Regions from separate parts of the Homo sapiens genome. Here all the other regions are linked to region 3. The links are chromatin loops, found by intact Hi-C in ENCODE. Cell type or tissue: Calu3. All regions are shown on one strand.

Region 1 (5,000 bases), 210 kb after region 3:
GCGTATGTCTCTATTTCCACAGGGGCAAGGGCCCTTGATGGCAGAACCATCTATTAAGCGTCAGTGTGGTCAAATTGCCTTTGTCTTTGACAGTGTGGGGTCTCAACCATAAATTGCCAGAGTAAGTTCTGCCCTACCTACCTTACAGGGAAATTATAAGAATACATGAGAAATTATGAGAAAACAGAAACATATGTGTGTTTTTGTGATTTCTTAAATGCTACACAAATATAAGACATCTCACCCATGACTGACATTCAATGAATTCTTGCTAGTTGTGTTATGTAGTTCGTAGTTTAGGACACTGGAAAAATGAGAGTATTTTGATTTTGATTTTAAGTTAAAAAAAATCTTTCAACTCTTACTACCCTCTTCCAAAATATTGCAGTCTAACCTCAGAAAAAAATTCCCAAATCACAAAATAAACATTAAGGAAAAAAGGCAAAAAGCATCTTTTTGTATTTACTGGGCTCAGGCGTGTCTCTGCTCTGAGATCAGCCATTTCACCTCTGTAGTGAACTGTCTTTGATAGTTAGGTGTGGTTTTATATGCACATGTGTTATCTCTCAAGTGAAACACAATAAAGTAAGGTATGCCTATATCTAAATTCTCAGGGAATGCATTACTCTTACCTGTTCCACCCCACCTTCATGTGCTGATTGTATATATGGGTCAGTTAGAGAATAAGAAAATATATGCATCATTTCAGTACGGTCCAAGATAATATAATTTTTAAAATTATGATTAAATAATTATTAAATAACTGTAAGGTAAGCTCAAGGTAAGATGCAAATTCCTTGAGGGAAGAACAATGTTTTTCTTATTTTTTTCCTTCATGCTACCTGGCATAGTGCTTTGCAAGTTCTAAAGAATCAATTTTATTACTGTTGTTGTTATTGATGCTTTTCTCTTTGCTGATCCCTTATTGAGAAGTTGAATTAGACTCTGCTCGTGTTTCAAGTCTCAAAGCCTGGAGATTTGCTTTCTGTCTCTTTGTCTTCTCTGTTTTTGCCAAATGTTCCATTCCATCTACTTGACCTAGCATGTCTATGCTGTGCTGTAAGAATGACACCTTCTACCTCTGGTCCTATGTACCCATTCTCACCTGGAAGAATGGCAATAGAAGGGATAGCGATTTATTTGAATTTGTATCAAGGAAGAGGAAGAAGTCATTTGGATGCTTCCTAAATCTTGCTACATAGGCAGACACCTACTTCCCTCATGCCTAAGGCTAACTCTTCCTGTTAGAGTGAAATTTCTTATTTTTAATAAGCAGTGGATGTTGTTTGCACTTATTTATCTCTGAGAACTTTACCTGGACAAAAATGTCCTCATGTCATCCGTGAAGCTGATGATTTGCCCGATAATGTGTGCATGGACTTTTCCACTCTGCCTGAACAAAATTGAAGAGAGGATTTTGCAGCTGCAGCCTGGGTATAGATACCTGGAAACTCCCATAGGCATCACTATTGAAAAAAAAATTGTCTTTATATGCTGTTAGTATCTGCATTTAAATCCAGTATTTCACATCTTGGAGCCTCAGGTTTATCACTTATGAAAAAGTGAAAATGACAACTGGTCTTCTTGCTTCAAACAGGGTTTATATTTCATGAAAATCAGATAAGATGATGTGTGACAAAGGCCTAGAGTAATATATTCTCCATCTTTGATGACAAGTACCAGACTGGATCTGGAAAGACTTTCCTAAAACCTTCCCCTCTCTAATGCTGCCCTTCAACCTTTGGTTCATGGGGGCATAAAGCAGAATCAGATGGAAAAGATACAATATTTCCAGCTTTAAAGATCTCTTGCCCACAAGATACAGCACCTGTCTAAATAATGGATTTCAGTACAATCCCAGGAGCAATCTTGCACATTATAGTTGGTTCCACTTCATTACCCAGTTATTTTGTACCTTCCCAGACTGTTAGTCAAATCACCCCGCTGCCTAGCAAGTTTCTGATTAATCTGGATTTTACTAATTACCCTGCAGTCACAGGGATTGGACTAAACTGCTTTTTGTATTATTTTGCTATAGATTTTAAATCCATTTCCATGGACTCTGTTGCAAAGACACTACCATTGCTTCCCTGATAATGAGTCTTTTCACAGGAAGGACAGCCAGGAACTTTGTTTTAATTCTTCCTCATACAGTCTTTCTTTTAGACAAATATTCCTCCAGAGAATCAGAGATGTGTTCAAGGAAAAAAAAAAAGAGTAAAGAAACTTGAAAAAAGTAAGGAATCAGGCCTTGTTGCTGCTCCATTGACATGACTGGGGATAAATAGGTGCAGCTAGATAGGATTCAGTAAAATAATAAAATAAATGCTAAGGGTCAAGCCCCAAACCTACAAACCGCTGATATTATCTTTCAAGAAGCAACACTGCCATCTGGCTGTGTAAGATTGAGAAATGTTGCTGTCTTTTTCTAACCAAATATTCCCAATATTCAATCTACTTCCTGATTTCAAGATTCTCTAAGTAGGATTGTGGAATTCTGAAAGATTCCTATGGTATCCCCAAGAATACCAAGTGCTAAGGCACAAAATCATAATAGAATAATTGGAAAAGATCTTAAGGACCATCCAAACCACTATTTAGAGTGCATGAAGATGAAGCCCAAAATTGAATCACAAAGGTAGTATTATAACGCAGGTCTCTGATATGCTGATCCATTATATTTCCACTGTTCTGTGAATTGCCACCAGAATCCAAATTCAGAGTCATGACTACTTTACAAGTAGCACATAAACTTTGGGAAACAGCAAAGAAGGGAATATGAGTGTAATGGTATTTCTTAAAGTTTTATTTTATTTTAAATTGACACACAATTATACATATGTATAGGGTACGATGTATTGTTTCGATACATGTATACATTATATATTGACCAAATAAAGGTAATTAGCATATCCATCACCTCTAATATTTGTGGTGAGAACATTCAAAATCTTCTCTTCTAGCTATTGTGAAATATACAATACATTAATGTTAACTATAGTCACCCTACTGTGTAATAGAGCACCAGAACTTATTCCTCCTATCTAACTGTAACTTTGTATCTATTGACCAACTTCTCCCTAGTTTCTATACCACTTCTCTCCCCAGACTCTGTAACCACTATTCTACTCTCTACTCCTATGAGATTAATGTTTTTAGGTTCCACATATGAGTGAGATCTTGCAGTCTTTGTCTCTCTGTGCTTGGCTTATTACAGGCATAATGTCCTCCAGGTTCATCCACGTTGTGGCAAATGACAGTATGTCATTCTTGTTTATAGTTGAATAGTATTTTAATCAAAACCACAGTGAGATTTTTTTTACTTGTTTCAAGCTCTTTAATCTCTTTATAAGTTAACTAATAAATCTATTTTCTTTTTAAAAAAATTTATTTTATTTTAGGTTCGGGAATACATGTGCAGAACATGCAGGTTTGTTACATAGGTGACCGTGTGCTGTGGTGGTTTGCTGCACCTATCAACCCATCACCTAGGTAGTAAGCCCGACATACATTAGCTATTTGTCCTGATGCTCTCCCTCCCCATAACCCCCTGCCCCCGACAGACCCCAGTGTGTGTTTTTCCCTTCCAAAACCACAGTAGATATTGCCTCACTCCAGTTAGAATGACTTTTTAAACAAAGAGAAAAGATAACAAGTGTTGTTGAGGATGTGGAAAAAAGTGAACCCTCACACACTGTTGGAAGGAATGTAAATTAGTACAGCTATTATGGAAACCAGTAAGGAGGTTCCTCAAAGATATAAAAATAGAACTACCATATGAACCAGCAATCCCACTACTGGGGATATATCCCAAGAAAATGAAACCAGTATAACCAAAGAGATATCTGTATTTGTAACATTTTGAGCTATCAGAACTTGTTTTGTTCAGAAGAACCACTGTCAGTTTTCACTGCCTTGAAAGGTTTAAACCCTAAAACTGCCATTTGCCATAAAACACACTTTTTGTGATTGGCTTATTGAAATTTTACCTAAGCATCTCTTTAATGTGGCAATTTTATGCTAGACTCATGCTTATCTTTTCTCTGCAAATTATAGTCTCCACCACAAAATTCTGCAGTGGAGGTAGGTTTAAGAAGAATGTAGTCTCATACCCTTTATTGTATTTGCCCGAAACCTATTGTAGTGGCTGTGTAATGCATGGTCGACTTGGCTAAGCTGAGTTACATTTTCCAGAATTCCCTTCCCTGTATATTTTCAGTTAGCTGTGGCTGCAAGTGTGGCATGCGTGAGACATACAAGACTGAAGTGAAGCAGTATCCATGTTTACTCTCGAAGGTCTATGTATTAGTCTGTTCTCACGCTGCTTATAAAGATGTATTAATTTCCTTTATAGATTTTTTTTAAGATTCCACATATGAGTAAGATCTTGAAGTATTTATTTTTTTGTGCTTGGCTTATTATAGGCATAATGTCCTCCAGGTTCATCCATGTTGTGGCAAATGACAGGATGCCATTCTTTTTTATAGCTGAATATTATTTTAACCAAAACCACAGTGAGATATTGCCTCGCTTCAGTTTTTATAATATTTATGACTTTTATAATAAAGACAAAAGACTAATTTACATTCCCTCCAACAGTAGGTAATTTATAAAGGAAGGAGATTTAATTGACTCACAGTTCCACATGGCTGGGGAGGCCTCACAATCATGGCTGAAGGTGAATGTGGAGCGAAGTCACATCTTACATGGTGGAAGGCAAGAGAGCTTGTGTAGGGGAACTCCCCTTTATAAAGCCATCATATCTCATGAGACTTATCCACTATCACTAGAACAGCATGGGAAAGACCATAATTCAATTACCTCTCACCGGGTTCCTCCCATGACACGTGGGAATTATGGGAGCTACAATTCAAGATGAGATTTGGGTGGGGACACAGCCAAACCATATCAGTCTATGTCAGTTCATACCTGATGTAGCCCACTCATGTTTGTGTGGCTGCACTGGTTTATTTGTTGATATGGGCAGCAGCTGGGGCCAC
Region 2 (5,000 bases), 210 kb after region 3:
CTTGCCCAGTTTCAACTGGAAGGGACACATGCCCCACCTTTTGAAGAGAGGAAAGTCAAAGAATTTGCATTGTTTTAAATTACCACAATGCCAAAGAACTGGCTGTATCCAGGACATATCTAAAGCTCACAGAGCTATCATGTAAAACTGGAAAGCTAATTTATAATAAGAAATAAGACTGTCAAGCAGATCACATACTGAAGCCAGCTTGACACACCAATTTTCACCCAGTGGACATGGTATGCTATATACCAAAATATCAGAATGCCAATTGCTGAATATGGAATTAGGCAATAAGTGTAAAAATGTTTGAAATGTTTAATGTCATCAGAAATTCATCTCCTCACTGTTGGGAAGATCATGTTGACATGACCGGGCTTTTGTTTTCCTATACAATGCTGCACTGATGGTGCTTGCATTAGCTTTTGTGCTTGCATTGCCTTTACCTAAAATTTTTGTTGCCAATCATATTTCCTCCAACATGAACATTTTGAAAATTGTTAATATGATACCCACCATGTTTTGCTGTCCTGGAAAAAGTATCTCTTTAACATGCCATTCCAAATCTTTGTGCCTAGACGATAGTCTTACCTATGTAACAGGTATGAATCTCAACCTAAAATTCAGTTGTTTAAGAAATATTCAGTTGTTTATTTCTTTAAATCAAATCAAACTGTACTCCAAGTGCTAAACCTACAAGGTCAGTGAAATATTCAACCCTAATCATTCTTCAGACATCCCCGCCTCCAGTGTTGGCCAAAAATCCTGGGTGTAATGGTGACTTTTGGGTTGCTCAGGGTCCTGATGCCACTCTCTGCTGCTTCTTTGCCATGCTTAAAATATAGGAATCTTTGGCAAGCTTGGACATCATGTAGCTCAAATGCAGCCTCTCCTGAACGCTTTCCAAATCCCTGGAAAATTGCCGCAAATTCATGAGCTGATCCTGGTTGTCTCCAGGATCCACCATGCTTCAGGATCCTGGTTGTTTCCTTCATAGTCTCAGGCCCTGCAAGAACTATCTGTTTTTTTCAACTCTGCTGTGGGTCATCCAGCCCTATCTCTTCAATATACTGAAGCACTTCAAAATACAGACAAATAAAATAATGAGAACCAATGGCTTCAGGTAGGCTTAGCAAAATCCCCAAGGCCATAAAGTAAAGGAGAAATTCTCTTAGCTAAGGTCTACTTATCAACTCCTGATTACATGAAACCCTGCGTTCTCTCTGTTAAACACTTGAACTGTCTCCCAGCATAGATTGAACAATGCCTGTCTAGAATGCCCTACTTTTCTTAGCTCAGACTGGTTGAGTTATATGTTTACCAAGAATCTACTGTGTTAAATAACAATTTTATTTAAGCCTATTTTGTTATTGTAATTTTATACTTTAGGTAAATATTACACATACAAAATGAGTACCAATATAAAGTGTTCTTTACATTAAAATTAAATACTTTTAAATGCCCAAGGTGAGTTGCACAAATATAAATTGCTGCTAAATTAGACGTGAACAAGAGAACTGTGAAAGTTGGAAAAAGTCATAAAAATATAAAAAAATTATGCACTCCAATTGCTCTCTAAATATGTGCAATTTCTCATTCCTTTTTGTAGAGACTAGCATGACGGATGTATGTTTCTGCAAGAAAAGTGATTGGGAAATTCAATCAGTAGACCTGGACCGGGGAATTTTTCCCAGATAGAGATTCAGGGTCTAATCAAGAAATGTCTTGTACCTCAGCAGGATTTCATAATTGCCACAGATCGGTGGCTGCTAGGGGTTTTTCATTTTTCTCTATTCTAAATAAAAGTTTTTATGACATTTATTCTGCCCCTGATTTATCATTACATAACCAAAGTGTATCTGGATCATATGGAGAAGAGTGCACATCACTCAGAAGTCCTGGATGTTCACCTGGATGAAGTGAGTGAAATAGACTTTCAGTTGCTTGAGGAGGGAAGTGAATGTGTTCCATATGAGGGAAGAAAAATGAATATATAGTGGCAGAAGAACAAATTCCAAAGAGACTGTCTATCTCTTTACAAATTAGGGCCTTCTTCTTCCCAGACACATAAATAGGATATATCACTGAGCATAACTTCTTACCTTGTAGTTGGTGCTCTATTGGATATACAATGGAGTTCTAGACAATGAGATATGAACAGAAGTGATATGTTCTATTTTCAAGCTAATACATACAGACCATATACTTGATATCCTCCATGTTTTTCCTCTTCCTGCTGGCTTGATGCAGATAAGCATGGGTGTCTTGGAAGCCACTTGTTTAAGAGGGATTGTAATCAGTCCTGGATGTAGACACATACAGCATGAGAATTCTTAGAAGTTTTGGATTAACTTCCATATGTTGTAGGGAGGAATCTTACTCTTTAAGCTCAGATATTCAAGAAATATTCACTTTTTGTCCCGCTTGAATAAAATTAAGCCAGAATTTAAACCCAAGCTTCAGCCCACCAGGCTGGCGGGAAATGCAATTTCAGCCTTTATTAAGGCTTGGTCAGAGTCTCTTCAGGTCAGATAGTTTCACTGTTTCTAAGACATGTTTGTGACTCACTTGGTGAGTCTGGGAGCCCCTGTCCAGATTCCCTGAGCTCATCACAAGCCATCCCTCTGAAGGTTGTCATCTCCTTGGAGGACAGCCTCTGAACTATATATAGGTTCCCTTACTCTCACCAGGACCCTCAACCTGTGGTCCTTTTCCAACCTCAGCCCCAAATTTTAATCTCTTTCTTTTTCTTCCCTTCTCTGCTTCAAAATCTATCTCCCTCTATCCCCATGTGAACTGTGGAACAGGCAAAATGATCATTTAATAGATTGAGATTTTACAAAGGACAGGGAGAGCCAATGACCTTAGCCATTCTATCTCTCTGTGTTTTGTAAAAATCCATGAGTCACAGTGACAAAGGCTGACCAACAATTTGAAATGACAAAGGAGAAAAATATTGCTGAAAACATGACTCATACAAATGAATCATCATGGCACAGCAACATAAAACTCTGGAGTCTTTACTCAAGGGGTTGCTAGGGCTAGTTTTCGTGGTCACACTTCAGCTAATGCTCATTAAGTGATCATGTGGAATATTGACCATTAATGTATAAATGTTTTCATTAACCCAAAACTGATATGTAGTGACTATTCATATGAATTGAATGCAATTCTGGACATTAACTTAAACAAACAATCGATCTAGGTTTTTGGATGTTTAATCAAATATTGACAAATTTTCTGAAGGATATCGATGACTAAACTTTGTGTAAGAACTCTGTGAGGCCTATAGAAAAAAATTTGAATGACATATGAAAAGAGAAACCAATAAGCTATGAGCTCAAAATAAACACTATGGAAGCAGAGATAGGCAAAAAGCACTAAAGATTAAAAAATAGGAATTAAGCAAAATAAGAGGAAAGCATCCAGCAAATACCAATAGTCAATGAGCCATAATAATTACAGACAAGCATATGGTGAGTATGTGAGCGAAAACTGGGAGCACTGAGATGTACAATTTTGAAGACAGGAATTAAGCTTGACGAATAAATATTTAGAATGGTGTAATGACAGAAAAGGGTTAACTTCATTCAATCTCTGAGATACCTGCTCTGCAATGAGAGCTGCTGCCTGTGAGACACAAGAAGCAAAACTCCACAAAGAAAATAAACGATTGTACAATTCAGCAATGGCACTGGTCTCACTGAGCCCCTAGGATCAGATCTCTGTCAGGAAATGGTTCCTAGTGCTTTGAATACTCAGAATAAATGTGTTCCTGTTTTATGAAGAATTTTAAAAACATGCTGAGCTGATACATGTTGAGGTAGAACATCTAGGTTTTCATACACAGGCATACCTAAGAGATATTGCAAGTTTGGTTCCAGACCACTGCAATAAAGTCAATATTGCAGTAAGGTGAGTCACACAGATTTTTTTATTTCCTACTGGATTTTAAAATTGTACTTACTGTTGTTTATTAAGTGTGCATTGTGTCTCAAAAACAACATGCACACCTTGCTTAAAAAATGCTTTATTGCTAAAAATGCTAATGAAGATCTGAACCTTCAGTGAGTCTTCATCTTTTTGCTGGTGGAGGGTCTTGCCTTCATGTGGATGACTTCTGACTGATCAGGGTACTGATTGCTGAAGGTTGGGGTGGCTGTGGCGATTGCTTAAAATTTCTTAGAATAAGGCAACAATAAAGTTTACAGAATTGATTGACACTTCCTTTCATCAAATATTTCACTGAAGCATACAGTGCTGTTTCATAGTATTTTACCCCAGTAAAACTTCTGTCAAAATTGGAGTCAATCTTCTCAAACCCCGCTGCTGCTTTATCAACCACATTTATGGAATATTCTAAACCCTTCATTGTTATTTCAATAATGTTCATAGCATCTTCACCAGGAGTAGTTTCCAACTCAAGAAATCACTTTCTTGCTCATCCATAAGAAGCAACTCCTCATCTGCTTAAATTTGATCATGAGATTGCAGAAATTCAGTCATATCTTCAGGTGTCTAATTCTAGTTCTCTTGCTATTTCCACCACATTTGCAGTGACTCACTCCATTGAAGTCCTGAACCCCTCAAATTCATCCATGAGAGTTGGAATCAACTTCTTCCCAACTCCTGTTAATGTTGATAATTTGACCTTTCTTCATGAGTTATGAATGTTCTTAATGGCATATAAAAAGGTGAATTGTTTCCAGAAGATTTTCAATTTACTCTTCCCAGATCCATCAGAGAAATGATAGCAGCTATAGCCTTAAAAAATGTATTCCTCAAATAATAAGACTTGAAAGCCAAAATTACTCCTTGATCCCCGAACTGCAGAAGGGATGTTGTATTAGCAGGCATGAAAACAACATGAATCTCCTTTAAAAAGTCAGGAAACAACAGGTGCTGGAGAGGATGTGGAAAAATAGCAACACTTTTTACACTGTTGGTGGGACTGTAAACTAGTTCAACCATTGTGGAAGACAGTGTGGCCATTCCTCAGG
Region 3 (5,000 bases):
TGCCCCAGTTTCTTCATCCATAAAATGGGGATAATAATAGCACACACCTTGTAGGATTTGTGGCCAGGACTAAACGCATCATTACACACTCACAGTCTCTGACAAACAGAAAGCTCTCTAGGTTGTTATTATTTTATGTTTATATTCCACCAAGTACATATTCATGCTACTCTGCATTTCCTTTTTCATGCAATGCTTCCATTATTTTTCCTAAAGAGCCAATTTATGACAATGATTCAGCAAACATTTTTGATTGTCCACTACGTACCTGATAATGGGTACTTTGATCCCTTGAATCAAAGCACCAGATGTAACCTTGAATCTGGTAGAGAGGTTAAATGACACCAGATCAGCCTTATTTCAAATTAAAAGAAAAATTTCTGCAACATCTCTGAGAGATGGCCACACTGTCTCCTTAAACACTTTTAGTGAGGGCAGCTCACCCTTTACACTTGGAGGGCCATTTTCTATGTGTCTAATTGTCAGGCCTTCTGCTGAGCAAATATCTGCCTCCCTATAACTTTGTAGCTGCTGGTTCTAGGAAGCTGCTGGAACATCACAGGCTGCTTGTTCTTTCTCCCACCTGACATACCTCTTCAGATTTTAAAGACCAGTGTCATGTTTCTCCATGCTTCTTTGCTTCGGGATAAATATTTGTAGTTTTCTCAAGTAACTTTTTTTTTTTTTTTTTTTTTGAGATGGAGTTTCACTCTTGTTGCCCAGGCTGGAGTGCAATGGCGTGATCTCAGCTCATTGCAACCTCTGCCTCCCGGGTTCAAGCGATTCTGCTGCCTCAGACTCCCGAGTAGCAGGGATTACAGGCATGCACCACTACACCTGGCTAATTTTGTATTTTTAGTAGAGACAGGGTTTCACCATGTTGGTCAGGCTGGTCTCGAACTCCCGACCTCAGGTGATCTGCCCGCCTCGGCCTCCCAGAGTACTGGGATTACAGACGTGAGCCACTGCACCCAGCCGAGACACTTTTTAATTTGTCACAGTTCTTTACATAGAGGATCTAGAAGTGCAAAAAATAGTTGAGATATGTTCTTACCAGTGCTATTAGACTGCATGATTTGATGATACTATACACCTGTGCATGTAGGATAAACATTGCATTTTTATGTTTTTATTGGACATATTATATTGTGGGCTCCAATTAATCTCGTGATTATCTAAAACTTCACATCTTTTTCCAGTGATCTGAGGTCAAGTGTGGCCCTTCATTCTAAACTTTTTATTATTTGCTTATTTATTTTTTGAGACAGGGTCTCATTCCGTCACCCAGGCAGGAGTGCAGTGTTGTGATCACGGCTCACTGCAGCCTTGACCTCCTGAACTCAAGCGATCCTCCTTCCTCAGTCTCCCGAGTAGCTGGGACTACAGGTGAGCGCCACTGCATCCAGCTACTTTTGGTATTTTTCGTAGCAACAGGGTTTTGCCATGTTGCCCAAGCTGGTTTCGAACTCCTGGGCTCAAGCAACTCGCCTGGCTTGGCCTTCCAAAGTGCTGGGATTACAGGCATGAGCCACCATGCCTGGCCTAAACTTTTTAAAATGAAATTTTAGTGCCTAAATGTAGGATTTGCTACTTATCCTCTTAAAATGTTACGTTTTTATTCCAACTCAATATTTTGGATTTTAATGATATCATCCAATGCATTACTTTCAAACATTATGGCATCTGAAAATTTGAATAGTATGCCCTTGATATGTACTTGATGTGGATAGCACATCGCTAGAGTCCCCACTGTGCTAGAAGTCAGTATACTAATCATGCATCAATAGTAGTTTGGAAGACTTTAAGTGTCCGTAATTGATTAAAAAATATGATAAACAAACCATCACTATTTAATTTTTAAACTGATATTACTGAGTGCCTGGTTGTGTCAAGAACTGTGCCAGGTAGAGTAGATTATTGCTGTAACACACCGCATTTTGTTCACACTTTCTATATCCATGCTCTTGTGTATTCTAAATCTGGGCACAGAGACACAACTTGCTTCGGCCAACAGGATAATAGCAAATGTCCTACAAGCAGAAGCTTGAAACACATTTGTGCATTAAGGCTTACTCTCTCTTGCCAGTCTTAGAAGACTGACACCTCCATTATGTGAATAAGTCAATAGTAGGCTGCTGGAGATAGGTGGCACTGTCACCCTTTCCACTCCAGCGAGTAGTCCAGCACCAACTGACAGCTAGCACCCACCACCAGGCATGGGAGTGAGGTCATCTTAGGTCAATTTGTCCCTAGCAAACTCACCAGATGACTACAACTATATGAGTGAGTCCAGATGAGACCAGCAGAAAAGCCACTTAACTGAGTGTAGCTCAAATTTTCAAACCATATAATCATAAACCTAATAAATGTTTGTTGCTTTAACCCACTAGGTTTTGGGGAGGCTTTAACGGATGTGGTAAATTTTTCAATTTTCCATCCCTGCTCATATCCATTCTCTCTTCCCTGATACTTTTTAGTCATTCTCACAAGATACAGGGAGCATTCTGTTTTTTTTTTTTTTTTTTTTTTTGAGACAGAGTCTCACTCTTGTCACCCAGGCTGGAGTGCAGTGGAGTGATCTCGGCTCACTGCAACCTCCGCCTCCGGGGTTCAAGCGATTCTCCTGCCTCAGCCTCCCCAGTAGCTTGGATTATAGGCGCCCGCCTGGCTAATTTTTGTACTTTTAGTAGAGACGGGGTTTTGTTATGTTGGCCAGGCTGGTCTCGAACTCCTGACCTCAGGTGATCTGCCCGCCTCGGCCTCCCAAAGTGCTGGGATTACAGGCGTGAGCCACTGCGAGCATTCTTTCTGGGCTTGGCCATTTCACTTGCCTTGGCCCGTGAAATGTGGGGAGAAGTGATAGTATGCCAGTTTTGAGTTGAATTCTTAAGAGTCACCATGTGTACCTGCTCACCCTCTTGTGCTTCTGCACCATAAGAAAAAGATGAAAGAGATATAGTGCTCACTTGGATGCAATCTGAGTCGTGGCACCAAGCCCATCTGAGGTCGTCCCAGATCGGCCAGCCCTCAGCCAAACTGCAGATGTGAGAACAAGGAGAAATCATTGCTGTTTTTTGCACCCGCTGTCAGGGTGGTTTGCTTTGCTGCATTTTTTTATGTTGATATCTAACTGACAAAGTGGAGATGGTTAAAGATATTGCTATGTCAACAGGATCTTTTAAAGTAACAAAGTCACGGATCATAGTAAACTGCTGGTTGAATTTGATGTACTAATAAATTTTTACATTGGGATAAACTAAAATAATAGGTATCCAAATACTACTCAGATGGTTAGAAATCATGGGTCACCGCAACATCTGGGAAATGAGCAGTAGCAGTGGCTTTTAAATTTTGCAGTTTTGTCCTATTTCTAGGTCCTACCACTGGGAGCCACTGTTGCTACTATTACTATGATTCAAGGTTCTTAGACACTTTCAGTACCAATCGTCTTGTCACATTTCCCCTTTATTATATTTCAGTAGCAGTCGTCTTGTCACCTTTCCTCTTTATTAAGCAAGTTACTTAACTGCTCTGTGTTTAAGTTTTCTCATCTGCAGAATGGTAGTAAAATAGTACCTACCATGTAGGGTTGCTGTAAGGATTAATATCATGGGAGGTGATGATTAAGGTGTTAAGAGTTAGTGGATATAAACAAGATTTCCATTAGAGGTATTTGTGCTTAGTAGGGGGTTTCTTAAACATCACAAGCCTTCAGTACTCAAAGGAGTTAGGTTACAAGAATGGTCTGACATGAGGTGTGGTTTATATTTTGGGATGGACAGCCTTCTTTCTATGCAAATCACAGAAACGTAGATTGCTCCAAGCAGCTCCAGCTGATTTATAATGTTAGTCCTGCTGGTCCCCAAGAGCCAATAAAAGAAGGTTTTTGTTTTAAATTTCTAATGTACCAAAGTCTGGTAATTTTGAAAAATCACAATAAACATGGATTCCTAGATGTTGCTGCAATATAAAATTGCTATATAAGTTTCTGTTTACTCCTCAGTTTCTGTAGCTAATTCTTTGTTGGACTGGCAACATGGAATTCATAGCCCAGGACCAGCCTGCTGACCACACTGTGAATAGTGCTGCAGTGAGGTATTTTGGAAGGGAGGGGTTGTCAGAGAAATGCTCTGTTTTATTTCCTCCCCTGTCAATACCATAACCACCTTATTGTCCCAGACAAGCAGAAAATTATAAGCGTGAAGGTATCATTGATTAGAGGAGATCACTGTTACATATAATACTATTCAATAATGAGTAACAATGAAATGATGCAATCAACACCATCTTCTGCCAACCAATATGTTTATCATGTTTTAGTATGGTAATACATGATGCGAATTAACGAAATCATCAAATATATACTGAACATCTGCCATATGCCAGACACTATCCTAAACGCTAGAGATACGTCACTGTATAAAACAGACAAGCCTTACAGTAACCAAAATGGCAGGATACTGGTACCAAAACAGATATATAGACCAATGGAACAGAACAGAGGCCTCAGAAATAATGCCACACATCTACAACCATCTGATCTTTGACAAACCTAACACAAACAAGCAATGGGGAAAAGATTCCCTATTTAATAAATGCTGTTGGGAAAACTGGCTAGCCATATGCAGAAAACTGAAACTAGATCCCTTCCTTATACCTTATACAAAAATCAACTCAAGGTGGATTAAAGACTTAAACGTAAGACCTAAAACCACAAAAATCCTAGAAGAAAAACTGGGCAATATCATTCAGGACATAGGCATGGGCAAAGACTTCATGTCTAAATCAGCAAAAGCAATGGCAACAAAAGCCAAAATTGACAAATGGGACCTAATTAAACTAACGAGCTTCTGCACAGCGAAAGAAACTATCATCAGAGGCCGGGCACGGTGGCTCACGCCTGTAATCCCAGCACTTTGGGAAGCCAAGACGGGTGGATCACGAGGTCAGGAGATCAAGACCAACATGGGTAACACGGTGAAACCCTGTCTCTACTAAAA
Region 4 (5,000 bases), 350 kb after region 3:
GGAATGATCTCTATCTTAAGGTCTCTGACAAACCCTTGATCAGATATTTAAGGTCCCTTTTGCCACGTAAGGTAAGATCTCACAGTTTCTGAGAATTAGAACATGGATATTTTGGGAGACCCATTATTCTGCCTACTACAGTTCTCTTGGCAATTGTATTTACTGAGCAATGCATGTATATACTGACACTTTTAATCTTAAAAATATACTTTAAAATTTCTAATCGTGAAGCTAACAGACATTAAATGCATAAAATCTTGAATGCACTAGAAAGCACAAAGGAAATTGTAAAATTATCCATAACCTTCTATCCAGAACTAAGCACAATAGCACTTTGGCATATATCCTTTAGCCTCTGTGCATATATTTTTTGACAAATGGATGCATATTGTATACATCTACACTATCTTCTCTTTTCACTTACCACTAAATTATGAGCATGTAAAAATTGTCTTAATTTGAATGGCTACATAGCATTCCAGCATGTAGACAGAACTGACATGATTTACTTAAGGAATCCTTTATTGCTGGACATTTATACTGCTGCTGAACTTTCACCCTTATCAATAGCAAACATTCTTGCACATATATTTGTACACAAATAGTTGGGCACATTCTTTAAGACTAGAATAAGTAGTGATAACATCTTGGTTTTAGAGTCTGAGTTACTAGAAATGGAATTTTACAAGTTTTAAAGGTCCTTACTGTCATGATTCTCAAAGTAGGGTACTAGAATCACCTGGAATTCTTCTGAAAATGTGGGTTCCTGAGCATGACCTATATATACTTAGACTCTGTGTGACGAGAATTGAGGTTCTGCATTTTTAAACAACCTCCCCATGATTGTTATTTACACTCAGCAATATCTAATTCTACTTCCAACTTTTCCTTTTCCTGAAATCTGTGGACACCTACATGCAATGACAGTTATTTAAATATCATGTCCCCTATAATAACTTGCAAAGCAATCTGGGAAAAAATGTGTGTGATATGAAAGATATGAGAGCCATTTTCTCTGTCCTGTTCTCAAAATTTGTCCAGTTTGTTGCTTAGAGGCTAAATTTTCATAGCTTGCCACCCTCAATCAGAGTGCTTTGCTTTTTTACTTAAGAATGTCTAACAAATGAAAAAGCACATATTAAAATCAGGTTTTTCTGTACACAGATAGCTCATTCTGAGGGATGATTAGAAGCTTCATTGTGTATTGGTTATATACTATATCCTTCTTAAGTACATTATGTTTTTTTTTTTTTTTAATTTTCACAATGGCCCAAAAGAAGTAGCTATTCTCCCCAATCTGCCGATGAAGAGACAAACACATAGGGGGTTAAGTAATGTTCCCAAGGTCTCACAATTCATAAACAGTGAAATACTGAAGTGAAAGTAATGGCACCAGATAGGAACAAGTTGAAAGCATGGAGTCTGTACCACATCTTGTGTTTCTATTCAGGCTTTAAACTTGTTCCTATCTGGTGCCATTAATTTCACTTCAGTATAATCAATATTAAAATAGTAAGAGCTACCACTTTATGGCATGCACTCTCAGTGCTAATCATTATATCCACTAACATTTTATTTGATCCTCGCAGAAAGGCCCTGAGGTATTGTTTTTATAATATCATTTAGGAAACCAAACTCAAAGGAGTCAACTACTTTTTCTGAGGTGGCACAGCTAGCGAATGGCAGAGCTAGAATTCAGCACACATCTCTCTTACTCTAAACCCCAAGGTATTAACCACTGTTTTATTCTAATATTAGATACTATATCATTAAACTAAAACATCTTTGGGACACATGGTGTGTTAGGCAATCATCAGTAAATATTCTTGTTCCACTTAATAGCATAGAAAGAATTAGCAAGAATGGCAGACAGGACTGGTCACAGAAGGGGAAAAAAAAAACTACAGGGGAGGACATGAGTAGAGTTTTGCATGGAAATATTCCTGATACTGATCCCCAAGCAGAAGGTCCTTACTCTGAAGATGCTGCTGAACTCTGGTTCCCCGGTTCAGAAAAACAAGCGCTTTAAAACTGTACTCTGAAGCCAGTTCCCATCCTCACACTGAGGTTTCTAACATCTCAGTCCAACCCCTGGAGATCCGGCTGTCTCAGGCAAACATGCCCTGTGAATTAGCCCTGAATGTGTCATGGAAAGTCTTATGTGAATAACCAAAGCCCTTCAAGTGGAGGTTCAGCCAGAGATGAAGAAGCCACATTCTTGAAATCTGCCATTTATCATGGGAAAAATGGTGCCCAGGCACGGTTAAAGTGCCTTTACTGTCCTTCTCAAAGCAAATGAAAATTCAAAAATCAGTCAGGATATTTAACAAGTACTTTATATGCTATATACAAAATGGAGTATTAGGAGACTCTACTGATTCATGTTTTTTGTGCTAAATCATCTAAAGGAAAGGCAAGACAAGAGCTAAGTGTGAGGAGAATTGAAGAAATGTGTTGTGAAAAAAAGAGCACTAAAAAAACTTATTATTATGTTAGAATGGGATGGAATGGAATGGAGGTAAGGGGCTATAGCTTGCCATAAATGAGTAATTATCACGATGAAAATGTTTTGGAGTCGCCATGTTTTTTTTTTTTTTGCTAATAATTTTTTTTTTGCTATTTATTTTAATAAATGTTATCTAGTTATTGGATGGAATTTTCTTTTTTTTAATTATACTTTAAGTTCTAGGGTACACGTGCACACCGCGCAGGTTTGTTACATATGTATACATGTGCCATGTTAGTGTGCTGCACCCATTAACTTGTCATTTACATTAGGTATATCTCCTAATGCTATCCCTCCCCCCTCCCCTGGAGTCGCCATGTTAGTGAAGACTAAGAACCCAGATTTCAGAGCAGAAGCAGAACTCTGGGGCCACCTAGAGGTACTTCTTAAAAAATCACATGGATTTCAGTTGAGTGTTTTGTTCATTGTACTTCACAGCTTTTGGAGCAATATGTAACTAGTTGGATGAAGCTACTTAAATCAAAGGTTGCATAGAAACCCAGGTTCTCCTATAGGTAAAATTTTCCTTACTATTAAAGTAGTAGAGTTTGGAGTGTTGAAAGGGTTTTCACAAAATTTTTAAAGAAAAGGTTGGTGGCTACTTGTGGTTTTATGGTCTTAGACTAGACCAACTCTGAGAGACCAAAAGCTTCCAAGTAAGTAAAAATGGGTTTCTATGATCTTGAACAAAACTGAAAAATTCAGAAATTTCTCTGAAAATTTCTCTGGAAATAACCCTTCCTATTTTGTCAAGAGGTAGAATATTCTATAGATTGGTGCTAAGCCAAGATTTTCCAACGTGGTTGATGTATTGAGTAAGGAGGTTAGGCCTGAATGATTTCACAGACCATTTGCTACTACAAAACAAAGTTCATGAGAATTACTGGAAAGAATAGCATTCTTTTGATGAAAATCTGCTGATTTGAGGTCTACTTTCAAAATTTTAATACTTCATCCATCCAAAGTAAAATATACATTCTTATCATCCTTGAGATTGATACTATTATTGATGGGAGAGTAATCTAATGGGAAGAAAATTGGCTTCTAGGGACAGTTTTACAAGTATGTATCTTTAGAGTTGTTACTTGGTGTGTCAGTTCACCTGGGTTGGAACTGCATTTCCAATATTTCCTCTCCCTTGTGGCTAGGGTTGGCCCCAAGAGAAACTTACGTGAGATTAAGGAGGTGCAAGTGAGCAGCCTTTATGACCTAAAGGCCAGCGCAGGGCTTCAAGCACTGCTATTGCTCACGCATATCGTTGCCTATCTGCTGGCTCACTTTGTTGGTTCCAGCATCCACCAGGTCTTAACTTGTTCAGCTTCCACCAGGTCGTGCCCTTCAGTTTCTCCAAGACTTGAGCCAAGGATGTGTATAATTCTATGGTAAAGGATACTGTCTCCTTTTTCAGGTTATTTATATTATTAAGGTTGGAGTTAGTGGGAGACAGTTTGTCCTGGTGGGTTCCAGTTTGTTTGCGAAAGTTCTAGTTTGTCTTCTCCCACTCTTTCATCTCAGGTCCAGCTTTGCTTCCTGGTTGCTGATTCTGCTGACCCACAGTGACCTTGGACTCACCACCAGACATGAAAGCAATAGCTTTGCATAGACTTCTTCAATTGCCCAAGGTCTAATACATGGAAGAAAACCATTATTTCATGTTCTGCTTCTTCAATCAAACCCTAACTGATACATTTGATGTTATAGGGCCTCAATTCTATAAATTCTTGAATCTACAAAATGGAACAAGGATACCAAAAGACATCTTAGTTTCCTTCCTCTATTAATTACCAAAACTTTTATCTCTTGTTAAGAGTTCCTATAATAATTTTGACAAAGGTAAAAGTCTTTCAAAACACTATTAATATGTTGTTGCATTCAGTCATTACTATTATACATTGAGAATAATTATTCATTAAGTAAATGGTTACTTTTCTTCTCGTTATGATAATAGCTAACATTTATTGAGTACTTACCATATGGCAGGCACTGTGCTTTATTTACATGGGTTAATATCACTTAATCCTAACAATAACCCTGCAAGGGAGATAATGCTCCATTTCATAGATGAGAAGCAAGGCTTAGGAGGAGGAAGTCAGATGTTCAGTAAATGATAGAGCTTAGATTTAAATTCAAGACACATGAAGCAGAGCCCATGCTCTCATGCTATTTACAGAGAGTAACATTCCTGAAATTATAGTTCCTGTCTTCGAGAAGCTTACCTTATAATAGGAAACACCGGAAGTAAATTCTTATAATTCAATAATGTAATTCTATCATATTTGAGTACACATCAAGACATACAAATCAGACATTGAGGCTTAGAGGAATTAATGTTGGAGTTGAACTATGAATGACAAAGTTGGATTTACTTAGGAAAAAAGGGAAGGAAAAGTATTCTAGGTAGATAAACTGCATAGGAAAAGGCATAGCTATAAGAAGCAGCTTGTCACATACAGGGATATTCTGAAATAATGGCCAGAGACAAAGATGTGAGGGT
Region 5 (5,000 bases), 150 kb after region 3:
TGATGTCTCCTTGTAGTTTGTATTTGCATTTCTCTGATGATCAATGATATTGAGCAACTTTTCATGTACCTGTTTGCCATTTGTATGTCTTCTTTTGAAAGATGTTTATTCAGATCTCTTACTCAATTTTTAGTTGGATTATTATTATTTTTTACTATTGAGTTGTTTAAACTTTTTTTTTTTTTTTTTTTTTTTTTGAGACGGAGTCTCGCTCTGTGGCCCAGGCGGGAGTGCAGTGGAGCGATTTCGGCTCACTGCAAGCTCCGCCTCCCGGGTTCACGCCATTCTCCTGCCTCAGCCTCCCGAGTAGCTGGGACTACAGGCGCCCGCCACCACACCCGGCTAATTTTTTTGTATTTTTATTAGAGACGGGGTTTCACCGTTTTAGCCAGGATGGTCTCCATCTCCTGACCTCGTGATCCGCCCGCCTCGGCCTCCCAAAGTGCTGGGATTACAAGCGTGAGCCACCGCGCCCGGCCTAAACTTCTTATATATTCTGGTTATTAATCCTTTGTCAGATGGGTAGCTCGCAAATATTTTCTCCCATTTTGTGGGTTACCGTTCATTTTGTTATTGTTTCTTTTGCTGTGCAGAAGCTTTTTTGCTTGATGTGACCCCATTTGTCTATTTCTGCTGTGTTGCCTGTGCTTTTGAGTTCTCACACTTTTAGAATTGGTAGGTTTCCTTGGCAAATTAACTATTTTATCAATATGTAGTGCCTATCTTTATCCCTGGGAAGTTTCTTAGGTCCAAAGTCTACTTTTTCTAATATTAATATAGTCTCTCCTACCTTATTTTAATTAATGTTTACATGGTATAGAACTTTCTATCCTTTTTATTTTAAGACACCTATGCCAGTATATTTGAAATGAATTTCTTATAGAGAGCACGGAGCTGGATCAGGTCTTTTATGATACATTCTGACAATTTCTGTCTTTTAGTTGGTATTTTTAGAACATTTAAATATAATGTAATTATTGATATATATCTACCATTTTATTGTTTTTAATTTGTTTGCATGTTCCCTCTTTTTTTGTCCCTCCATTTCTTCTTTCCTCATTTCCTTTAGGATATTTAAACTTTTTTGGTATTCTATTTTAACTATTTATAATTTCAACTATATATCTATGTATTTTATTATTGTTGTCTGTTGTAGAGATTTCAAAATATATAGTTTTCACGATCTATTTAGAGTAAATATTTACCACTTCAACTGGCACATATGTGCCTTACTACCACATAGATGTCCTCATCTGCATTTTTAATTGTGTTATATATTACTTCTATGTACATTGAAACCCCCTTCAGACACTGTTAATTTTTTTGCTTCTAACCAACAAACATATTTTAAAGAATCCAGGAGGAGAGGAAAAATATATTATATTTCCCAGATACTTACCATTTCTGATTTTCTTCCTTCATTCCTGATGTTCCAGGTTTCCTTCTGGTGTCATATACCTTTCATCTGAAGAACTTCCTTTAGAAAGTCTTCCAGAACAGGTCTTCTGGCTCCAAATTCTCTAGTTGTCCTTCATCTGAGAATGTCTTTACTCACCTTTATTCTGGAAGGATATTGTCTCTGGATATAGAGTTCTGGATTGAAATTTGTTCTTTTCCAGTGCTTTAAAATTGTTCTACCTCTTTTTTTCTAGCCACCATGGTTTCTGAAGAGGAATCCATTGTCAATTAAATCATCGTTCTCTTACAGGTAATGCATTATTTTTTATGGCTGCTTTCAAGATTTTTCTTTGTCTTTTGTTTTTTAGCAGTTGGATTACAATGTGTTGGCACTTGAATTATTTTGGTTATTACTAATTGGGGTTCATTTATTTTCTAGAATGTGTAGGTCTTTTGTAGAACTTGGGAAGTTTTCAGCCATATTTATTCAAATATTTTTTTCAGCGCCACACTTTTTCCGTTTTCCTTCTAGCACTCCAATGACATGAATGTTAGATGTTTTGTTGTAGTCTCACAGGTACACTTGTGACACTGTTTATTTTTATTCAATCTATTTTTCTTGTCTCTTGCTCAGGCTTGACAATTTATATTGATCTATCTTTAAGTTTACCAATTCTTTCTTTTGTCACCTTCACTCTGCTATTAAGTACATTCAGTGAGGTTTTCAAAATTTTTCAGTTCTGCATTTTTAAGTTCTAAAATATTCACTGTTTCTTTTTTATATATTCCATTTATTTGCTGATACTGTTTATTTTGTGTTTGAGGAGTCTTCATGATTGCTCTTTCTAGCATTCTTATTATAGCTGCTTTAAAGTGTCTCTCAGAAAATTCCAATATCTATATCATCTTATTTTTGGTAACTGTTAACTCTTTTCCTATGTAAGTTGAGATTTTTGAGATTCTTAATATGCTGAGTAATTTTGGATTGTTTCTTGGACATTTTGAATATTACATTATGAAACTATGTTTAAATTCTATAAATGACATTCATATTTTTATTTTAGCATCTACTTTAAATAGTTAAGACATTTTTGTGATAGTACGTACTTCACTTGGTCATATTGAGGTAGCAAGTTTCAACTCACCTTCTGTGGCCTGTGGTACCACTATCATTACAGTTGTTGAAGGCTTTGCAGGATATTTGGAACTGTCCCTCATGTGCACCACCCAGCGGTCTGTTTGGAATCTAGGTGGAGGTCTACCTGTTAGCTCAGTCTTTAACGTCTTTGGTAGGTAAGATCCAATCTATGCATGCACGGGTTCAGGGTGAACTCAGGAGTTCATAGGTGTCTTTGTTGGGTTTCTTTCTCAATCTCCTTTCTCTCTGCTATTACTCTGGTACTTTCTGGTTCCCTGGGTCTCCAGAAAGGAGGCAGTTTTAATAATTATACAAGGAGAACAGGCATAAACTGGGACCATCCCAGCAAATTTGGTAATATTGTTATGATATTAACAAAGAACACAGAATGAGAATGGGAAGCAGCAGAGCTACTCTATGGCTATTAGGAAGAAAAGACTTTCAGGTGTAAACCAGCCAAATTTTGCTTTCCCTCTAAAATAGTTGCCCTTGTTGTCCTCACGGAGTCAAAATATTAATGTGTTCTCTAGTGAGAGAAGTTTTCTTTTGGGCAACTTGTGAGGTTCCCGCTGGTGGGGATGCTGAATTGAGGAACGAGGATGGGACACCTGTTTCTGTCACTCATCTCACAAAACGAGAAACATACCTCATTTCTGAAGTATGAGGTACTGGAGAAGGTAAGAGACAAGAAGGGACTGAGCTGTGTAACATTTTTCTCATGTGGGAAAAGGTTAAGTTTCCTGGAAATTCTGCAAAGAGGACAGAATAATTATGGAAAGATAGAGGTAAGGTTAATAAAAATGTCCATCAAGACTCTTCTTTTTTAATGTAATCCTAGGGAAAGTGAGTCAGATGAAGGAACAGCTTCTTCTGCCCCTGCACTGTCATGATTTGTGAGCACTGCCCCCACTCTTCAGTAAACTATCCATATATGTCTCCATCCTAAACCAGTGTGAAGAGCACTGGGGTGGGGCAAGGGGCTGCTTCTTGGGGAATGTGTAGGATGGGTGATTCTTGCAGTAACGACATTTAAGTACTTCCCAGTCCCATAATAATGACAAAAACAAATTTTGTAAACCTGCTGTTTTCCTGTGACTGAAAGCTCACAAAATATCAAAGATGCTCAATTTAAATTTTTATTGCACATACCTAGGGCTGGTGATGTTTGAACTAGTGATAAAATGAATAAGTATATTCTTCATAGTCCATTATAAAAATTATCTTATTATCAAAAATTATCTTGTTTGCTTTCACTTCAGTAAAATCATTAATTATATTACTTTGAGGAAGATTTTCACATAAATTGTGTCTATTGACAGAATTAAGTTGGTTATGTCCAACATAGCCACATTAAAAAAGTAAACAGAAACAATTGAAATTAATGTTAATAATGTACTTATTTAGAACCCAATATATCAGAATATTTCAATTCCATCATGTAACAAATAAAAATATAAGTGAGCTATTAAACACTGTTTTTTCATATTAAGTGTTCACAATCCAATGTATATTTTACATTTATTGCACATCTCAGTTTGGAAGGGCCGCATGTCAAGTGCTCAATAACACGTGTGTGGCTGGTGGCCACCATATTGGGCAGCAAAGATCTGAAGAATTAACAGATAAACTTATTTTCAAGGTGCACAAATTTGGGATGTATTGTCATTAAAATATCAGTTTAAACAAATATAAAATCAAAAGTTTTAATTATGTTTCAAAAAGTTTTTTTCTTCAAAATGTCCAAAATAATATTTTTAGGTTAAAATACAAACACAAATTTTAATTAGTGTCAAAATTTTAAGTCAAGCTTACTCAAATAAAACTGACATCTTATGTAATTTTTAAAAATTGTAATCAAATCTTATGAAATATAATCATAAAAAAACTCTTTGTATTTCTAGCATTCAGTGTTCATTTAGTCGTCATTCCAAAAAATGATTCATACTTTATGCATGTTACATGTGTATCTACGTAAATACAAATTTAAGAATAACATGAATTGATTAATATTGAAAAATGTTCGCCTGGGGCCATGTGCCAATTTGCTAATTTGTGAATATCTCCAGATATATAACTGGAAAAAAATAAAAGTGAAGAATGAAATAATAGGCACTACTGGAAAATAATATTTTGTAATGCTAACATCTATTTCATTCAGGCTGAGGGAAGAGATATAGCCAGTAAATTACTTTATTTTTTTCTTGCCTAAGTGCTTCTGCCACTCAAATCTTTCTGCAGTCTGACGTAGGACTCAACTTCATCTCTAATGATGGCAGTGGGACAACCCATAAAGGATTTAGAGAGCATAGGCAAGAGATGATGGGAGATATTTCTCTGGGATCTGGATGGCATTAGTTGTGAAAGCGGATATTTACGACACCTGCTGTGGCTGTGCCAGAACTACTGAGTGCTACATCTCTAGGGAAAGAGGCACACATGTGTTGTTTAGTTGTGGGTTGTGCGT

What was found. A loop is a pair of places that touch in the nucleus more often than their neighbours do. Peaks named below come from ENCODE experiments on the same cell type or tissue, not always from the same donor. Only the 100,000 strongest peaks of a DNase experiment are listed, where the experiment ranks them.
Region 1: it touches region 3 in a loop (8-fold over the local background); 15 of 110 quality-filtered maps call a loop at or near these places.
Region 2: it touches region 3 in a loop (4-fold over the local background); 15 of 110 quality-filtered maps call a loop at or near these places.
Region 4: a loop joins it to region 3, with 5 times the contacts of the local background. A loop is called at or near these places in 7 of 110 quality-filtered maps.
Region 5: it touches region 3 in a loop (9-fold over the local background); 3 of 110 quality-filtered maps call a loop at or near these places.

What each region holds. Positions count from the first base shown.
Region 1 is chrX:30,273,092-30,278,091 of GRCh38, reverse strand. No RefSeq gene overlaps it. Among named protein-coding and RNA genes, the nearest start is that of MAGEB1, 28 kb to the right of the region's middle. In Calu3, no CTCF peak of the experiment used is centred here; no DNase peak of the experiment used is centred here.
Region 2 is chrX:30,281,599-30,286,598 of GRCh38, reverse strand. No RefSeq gene overlaps it. Among named protein-coding and RNA genes, the nearest start is that of NR0B1, 25 kb to the left of the region's middle. RefSeq lists cis regulatory regions at 2,196-2,342, 2,433-3,173, an enhancer at 2,323-3,522 and a silencer at 4,206-4,307. In Calu3, no CTCF peak of the experiment used is centred here; a DNase peak (open chromatin) is centred at 2,958.
Region 3 is chrX:30,486,705-30,491,704 of GRCh38, reverse strand. No RefSeq gene overlaps it. Among named protein-coding and RNA genes, the nearest start is that of TASL, 89 kb to the left of the region's middle. In Calu3, no CTCF peak of the experiment used is centred here; a DNase peak (open chromatin) is centred at 2,174.
Region 4 is chrX:30,140,019-30,145,018 of GRCh38, reverse strand. No RefSeq gene overlaps it. Among named protein-coding and RNA genes, the nearest start is that of MAGEB2, 73 kb to the left of the region's middle. In Calu3, no CTCF peak of the experiment used is centred here; no DNase peak of the experiment used is centred here.
Region 5 is chrX:30,341,036-30,346,035 of GRCh38, reverse strand. No RefSeq gene overlaps it. Among named protein-coding and RNA genes, the nearest start is that of NR0B1, 34 kb to the right of the region's middle. In Calu3, no CTCF peak of the experiment used is centred here; a DNase peak (open chromatin) is centred at 2,625.